Regions from separate parts of the Homo sapiens genome. Here region 2 is linked to region 1. Evidence: chromatin loops called from intact Hi-C (ENCODE). Cell type or tissue: mammary epithelial cell. All regions are shown on one strand. Links, peaks and the distances in the headings refer to the core of each region. The heading gives the core; the rest is flanking DNA.

Region 1 (4,012 bases), core at 867-3,366:
TGATTCGGCAGGAAAATAAAATCACTAAAGCAATACTAATTGTTGCACTTAAAAGCATCTTTTCAATCTCTTTTTCTCTACTGCCTACCCCCTTTCAAACAATTGTAAAGCTATTTCAATTTCCAGATTCTGTACTGCATCAAGAGCATCATGAATACCTCTATTATCTTTTGTAGAGCACCACTCAGAATAGCTCTGTGTTTACAGTTAACAAGACCACCTTAAATAAAGGTAGTTTTACTTTATGGAAAAACTTAATCAGCTGAATTTATCTCCCTTTACCTTATTATCTCATAACCTAATTAGGAAACATAAGCTAGCCATCTTATGCAGAAATTTAGACAGAAAAGAATGGCATGTAGACCCTCTACGTCTGTATTACGTCATTTAAGAAAACTGGTTAAATGCTATGGAGATAAACACTTAAGAATATATATTTTGTATTAGTATCTTCTAATGATAAATAATCCCATAATATTATCAGATGACTTTTATATAATGGTGATTTTCCTTAAACTGTCAACATAACAGATGAAAATATTTTCTTCAAGTATTCTACATAGGCACAAGGTACCAAAATAACTCATCTACATCTATAATTTATAATGTACTTTTTGCATATATTATTTCATTTAGACCTCACGGGCCACCCTAAAAAGTATTATTAGTTAGTTATTATTATTTTTTGAGACAGGGTCTCACTCCATTTGCCCAGGGTGGAGTGCAAATGGCATGATCTTGGCTCAGTGCAGCCTTGACCTCCCAGGCTCAGGTGATCCTCCCACCTCAGCCTCCTTAATAGGACTACAGGCCTGTGCCACCACGCCTGGCTAATTTTTTTTGTATTTTCACTAGAGACGGGGTTCTGCCATGTTGCCCAGGCTGGTCTCGAACTCCTAGACTTAAGCAATCCATCTGCCTCAGTCTCCCAAAGTGTTGGTATTACAGGTGTTAGCCACCACACCTAGCCTATTAGCCCATTTTATAAAAGAAGAAATTAAACTTCAGGGATATTAAGTGACTTATCTGCTGAGCTAGTAAGTGGTAGAACCAGGATCAAGTTCAGTCTTTTGATCCAAATCTCTTTCATAATATACTCCCACTCACAGAATGTCTTATTTCCAAATGCATAAGAGGGTCCATAACATTTCTGTCACATAATACCTACTAAGCAAGAAGTTATTTATATAATACATCTCAGCACTGTAGTACCTTTCACTCATTTCCTACAGCTCCAAAGTGGAATTTTAAGTAACTAGAAAATACAGAAAAGACAAAAAAGCTTAATTCACAAACTGGACCAAAGCATACATACATATTATAATTTCAACTACAGTATGTTTGATGTATCTAAATATCCAAGTTCTCTCTTCATTTATAATTGCCCTTTTCTTAAGTCTTTATATCTTCTACTCTCTTTCTTTTCTCTCAATACTTTAACTTCAAGAACTAGTGGAATGACTGCAGGTCAGATACCAAGATTGGACAGAGTAAGTTCCATGTGCCTTTTCCATATTAAAGAAGAGAAAAGAAAAAGTATCCTTTTAATATCCTCCAATGTATAGACAACAAATTAAAGGCAAAATATATTTCATTAATCATCATTTCAGTTTCTTTAGAAAATGTTTATTGGGGCCGGGCATGGTGGCTCACGCCTGTAATCCCAGCACTTTGGGAGGCCGAGGCAGGCAGACTACCTGAGGTCAGGAGTTTGAGAACAGCCTGGCCAACAGATGGTGAAACCCCATCCGTACTAAAAATATGAAAATTAGCCGGGCGTGGTGGCGCGAACCTGTAATCCCAGCTACTCAGAAGGCTGAGACAGGAGAATCGCTTGGACTCGGGAGGTGGAGGTTGCAGTGAGCTGAGATCACGCCACTGCACTCCAGTCTGGGTGACAGAGCAAGACTCCGTCAAAAAAAAAAAAAAAAAAAGTTTATTGGGGGAGAGATAAGGAGACCAAATATAAATATGCAAGTGTAAGTACTTCATCCATTTCAACTTATTGTAACAGCACACTTTGATAAAATACTAGTAATTAACATAATTACACATCTCAGGCCAAAGCAAAAGATTAATTTACCTAAACACACACACACAACCTTAAATGTGTAAACTTATTATGAATTTCATGTTTTATAACAGGAAATATTAAAATTCTTTCTTTAGCCATTTTAAGTTCTAAGATTTCAAAAGAAGTAATTTATAATTTACTTTTTACTGTGTGGAAGATTAGTATGATACAAGCTCTAACTACAGTTAAATCTGCCATAATGAAGAAACTATGATCCCCAAAGATTACATAAAACATAGAGTTGGATTACTGTGAGATTAAAATGATAAAGGCAAGCCTGTACACCTAGCTAGTTAGGTGTCCTGTGAAATTCAAATTCATCTGGGCTCAGGCTGCAATTTGGCACCACCTGGTGGCAATTGTCCACTCTAGCCTCAGTATACATCCAATCAATTCTGAGCCCTGTGGCTGGCTGGGGCATCCACAGGGCAGCCCCAATCCCAGGAATCCCCTGGTTAGGTAGTGTCCATTTTGATGTGGATAGGGGGTCAGAAGAACACTGGAGACAAGGAGACAAGGACATCTGCTTTCAGTTTTCCTACTTCCAGAAACGGCTCTGTTGGTTGTTTCCCCACACAGCCTTACCTACCAACCTACCCCTACCAACCACATTTATGTTACAATGGGATAAACTTTAAAGATTTTTTTTTAAAAAACAGCAAAAACCTAAAAAATGAGGAAATTTTCAAGATGATTACATACCAAAGTTTATATGGCTATGTGGATTGCTTAGGAATAACCATAGGAAGTTCCCATATATTTTAAAGTTATTATATCAGTCAACAAAAGCCTATTAAATCCACAACAGAATTGAACCACAGAACCAACAGTACTTATTTGTAAAATAGTAATAATACTATCTATACCACAGGCCTCTCTAATTCCCAGATCTTTCTCTTGAGGTTCAGATTCTTCTACAGTCAACTCTTTTATTTGTAGATGCCACAGACACTTCAAGTGAAACAACTAAATTTATCATGTTTTCCTATTAAAGCTTTGTATTTTCTAATGTTTTAAAAACTATATCACTATTTATGCAGCTGTTTAATTCAGAAACCTTGCTGACATCCTTAACGAGTTCTCATCCAACCAATCCAATCTAGTCACTGAGTCCTGTCGGCTCTGTCTCCTAAATACTTTTCCAACCTGGCCCATTTCTCTCATCTTTACTGATACTAATCCAGTTCCATTATCACCTCTCATCTGGATAATGGAAATAACCTCTAAAAGTAGACCCTCTCTGTCTAACAGGCTTATGCCATTCCAATCTATTCTCTACATTACAGTGATCTTTTGATATAAAATCAGATCAATTCATGCCTCTTCTTAAAATCTTTCAATTGTTCCCCACAGGTCTTACATAATGGTCCAAATGCATTCTTTGGGCCCATTTCCTGCTTCTGTTTCATCTCTTTTAACTCCCTGCCTCTCAGTCTATCCTTCAGCCATACCGAATTAGTTTGTTCAAAAAGCTTCATTTTGTCCTTTTTGTCCTACTTTCAGGCTTTTATATATGCTATATATTCATTCCCCCAATTTCCTTTCCTTCCTTAGTTCATAGTGTTAATGCAAACTAAATATGGCCTTAAGAAGGACTCCGTACTTCTATATTTGAGTCCGTATTGACAAACTGCAACCTAACTTAATAGGCAGACAAGATAGAAAACCTAACTTGGGGGTATGTGCCTGTAACAACAGCTGAGTCTGGGCCAACCCCAGCAGCCATACTTCAACCATTCATACACTGCTGAGTGTTCAAATAAGTTAAACACCAACCTATAACAAATCCAGCTGTTTCTGTATCTCACTTCTGATTTCTGTATGCCACTTTACTTTTTTTGTCTATAAATTTGTTCTGACCATGAGGGACCCCTGGAGTCTCTCTGAATCTGCTGTGATTCTGGAAGCTGCCTGATTTGCGAATTGTTCATTGCTCAA
Region 2 (2,843 bases), core at 1-2,500, 580 kb before region 1:
CATAAGAAATAAAATAACGGAAAGAGCTAAACTTGATGTAATTCAAATAGCAAATCATCATTCCTGTAAATAACTCAACGACATGTCCTTAGTTCCTTTAGGTTTTATTTCATCATCGTCACATATTGAGAAGCTACATAGCCTGGTGCTTAAGAGCATAGGCACTGAGGTCAGACAGTCTGTGTTCAACTCCTGAGTTTATCTCTTTAAGAGTTCTCTAATAAAGTTGTGTAAATTACAGCTTGTTTTCCTTTTTAAAAATCTATCTCACAAATGCTTATCATACACTAAGAATTTTTGTAAATTCTTTTTTGTTGTTGTTGTTGTTGTTGTTGTTTTGAGACGGAGTCTCGCTCTGTCGCCCAGGCTGGAGTGCAGTGTTGCGATCTCGGCTCACTGCAAGCTCCGCCTCCCGGGTTCACGCCATTCTCCTGCCTCAGCCTCCCGAGTAGCTGGGACTACAGGCGCCCGCCACCACGCCCGGCAAATTTTTCGTATTTTTAGTAGAGACGAGGTTTCACCGTGTTAGCCAGGATGGTCTCGATCTCCTGACCTCGTGATCCTCCCACCTCGGCCTCCCAAAGTGCTGGGACAACAGGCGTGAGCCACCGCCCCCGGCCAATTTTTGTAAATTCTTCACAAACATTGATTCATTGAATCGTTGTAACAACCCGATGAGGTAGAAGTTATTATAATCTCTGTTTACAGATGGAGAAATGAAGGCCAAGGGAAATTTATTGCCCAAGGCCACACCTAGAAAATGGAAGATTCAGGCTTTGAGCCGAGTGGCCCGGATTCAGGCTCTGCTCTATCACTACCCCTGGGCGAGGGGGGAGGCGGGGTATCAGGATTAATAGAAATCACTTTCCATCGCCTGGGAAAAAATAAGTACTCAGTAAGTGGTAGGCTTTGTGCATTTGCGTGTATGTGGTGATGGTAATTATGTTCTTAACGTTATTTTCCAAAGTGAACAGGCTATGATCCACTATGTATGAGGCTGACTTCCAAGGGTGTGGTAGGAAGTGGCACTGCTGATCAGCAGGTGGAGCTCTTTTCTCTCATTATATATTTACCCCAATACCACCAACAACAACCATTTCCTCCACCCTTGTATCGTGAGTTCATTGGGTAATGCTCGCTATGTCTAATATTCAACTGAGACTCCATTCAGCGCCATCATAAAACTTTATATAAAAAGGCTTTGATAATATTAAAACTTTTTATCAAGCTGCATTTGCGCAGAATCTATAAAGTCTAATAATGCTCATTTTGTGCCTCTATTCAGTTGAATAAAGTTGATATTTGTTATATGAAGATTTGTTGAGAGTAACAGGTAAAATATGCCGTGACATGTATATAACAGCTGTTAAAATACTTAGCTTACATAGTCATAGCGCATTATACACTTAATTTCAAATTGTGTTTGCATAAATTTACAACTCTGAGCAAGGCAGGTCTAGGATAATTATACCCATTTAGCAGATTAGAATAGTAAGGCCAGAGACATTAGATGAAGTTAACTGAATACGAAAACATTCTTATTGGGACACGGGATTTTCGGCTCTTTCTAGGCTTCTTCCACTATAATATGTTGGTTGTTACCGATGCTCTGTGAGTAACTGTTGTTTCCTTCCTTACCTTTTTTATCCTGTGCTGTACTGAAAATCCAGGTGGCTATATCAAGACACAGATTAACTCAGTGACAAAACAAACGAACAACAAAAACAAACAAACAAAAAACCAAAACACTGGGTCTGAATTCTGCCTTTACCACTTAGCTATGTGAGCTTGGACAAATTACTTACTCTCTCTGTGGTTTGGTTTTAATTGGGGCTACTGATTGGATCTACTTAGTAGGATTGTTGAAGGGAGTGAATGACTTGATCCAATAAGGCATTTAAAGCAGTTCCCAGCCCTTAGAGAGCATGCAAGAATTGTTAAGCATATCATTAGCTACTCTTTCTCCCCGCCCTCCTTCCTTGCTGCCTCCATTCTACAAACATTTTTGGAGTACTTGTGTGGAACCAGGAAGCCACAAGAGAGACACTAGGAATGTGAGACCAGGACTTAAAGTTAGGCTTTCAAGGACCAGCTATGCTACTGGAGAGAGAGAACACCCAGCAAGAGCCTTCAGGGATCTCAAACAAGAGGGAGAGAAGGCAAGCAGAGAATTAATCCACTGTCACCAACGTGTTCATGTTTTGTTTTCCTCAGCAGAAGTAATCACTCATTCATTAAGCAAACGTTTATTGAGCACGGTTCTCTGTTCTCCATTCAGTTTGTGGTGCAAAGTGCTGAGGAGATTTAAAACAAAAGTAGGTCAGATATGGTTTCTATCCCCCAACAACTAAAATCTAATTCAGAAGACAAGAAATGTGATAAATAAATATCGAAGGCAGACGATACATACCATAAGAAAGGGGTGAGATTCTTTTATAGTCATTCCTACAGTTAGTACAATAATCACTCAACATTTATTGGATGCAGCAATTAATGTGATATGATCTCATTTCTAAAACTTTGTATCAGCATAGAAGATCATTGAGGAAAATAAATTGGGTGAGTGGGATGAGATATATTTTTATTTCCTTATTTTCATTGTAATGATAGTGTAATAAAATATCTTAATAAGAGAAAGCTTACTGAAGAAAATATTATGAAGTGCCTTTCAACTTTTTACTAGGAAGCTCAAATAGTCCTTCAGGCAAGGCAGTTTAGTGAAAAGAAAATGAGTGGGGTAGACAGGAGACAGAGGTCTCACCCTTGCTCTTTGCTTGACCTTGAAAAATTCATTTAACTTCTTACTAACTTCAGTCGGGTCTATGTAATGGAGATCATAAAAA

Evidence for each region. Hi-C counts contacts between places; a loop is a spot of excess contacts. Peaks named below come from ENCODE experiments on the same cell type or tissue, not always from the same donor. Only the 100,000 strongest peaks of a DNase experiment are listed, where the experiment ranks them.
Region 2: it touches region 1 in a loop (28-fold over the local background); 10 of 110 quality-filtered maps call a loop at or near these places.

The regions. Positions count from the first base shown.
Region 1 is chr13:72,838,447-72,842,458 of GRCh38, reverse strand. All of the region lies in intron 9 of PIBF1 (progesterone immunomodulatory binding factor 1), which reads right to left. Among named protein-coding and RNA genes, the nearest start is that of PIBF1, 58 kb to the right of the region's middle. In mammary epithelial cell, for the core only: a CTCF peak has its summit at 2,422 (motif pointing left); a DNase peak (open chromatin) is centred at 2,428; H3K27ac peaks cover 292 bases.
Region 2 is chr13:73,415,416-73,418,258 of GRCh38, reverse strand. No RefSeq gene overlaps it. Among named protein-coding and RNA genes, the nearest start is that of LINC00392, 150 kb to the left of the region's middle. In mammary epithelial cell, for the core only: a CTCF peak has its summit at 1,036 (motif pointing right); no DNase peak of the experiment used is centred there.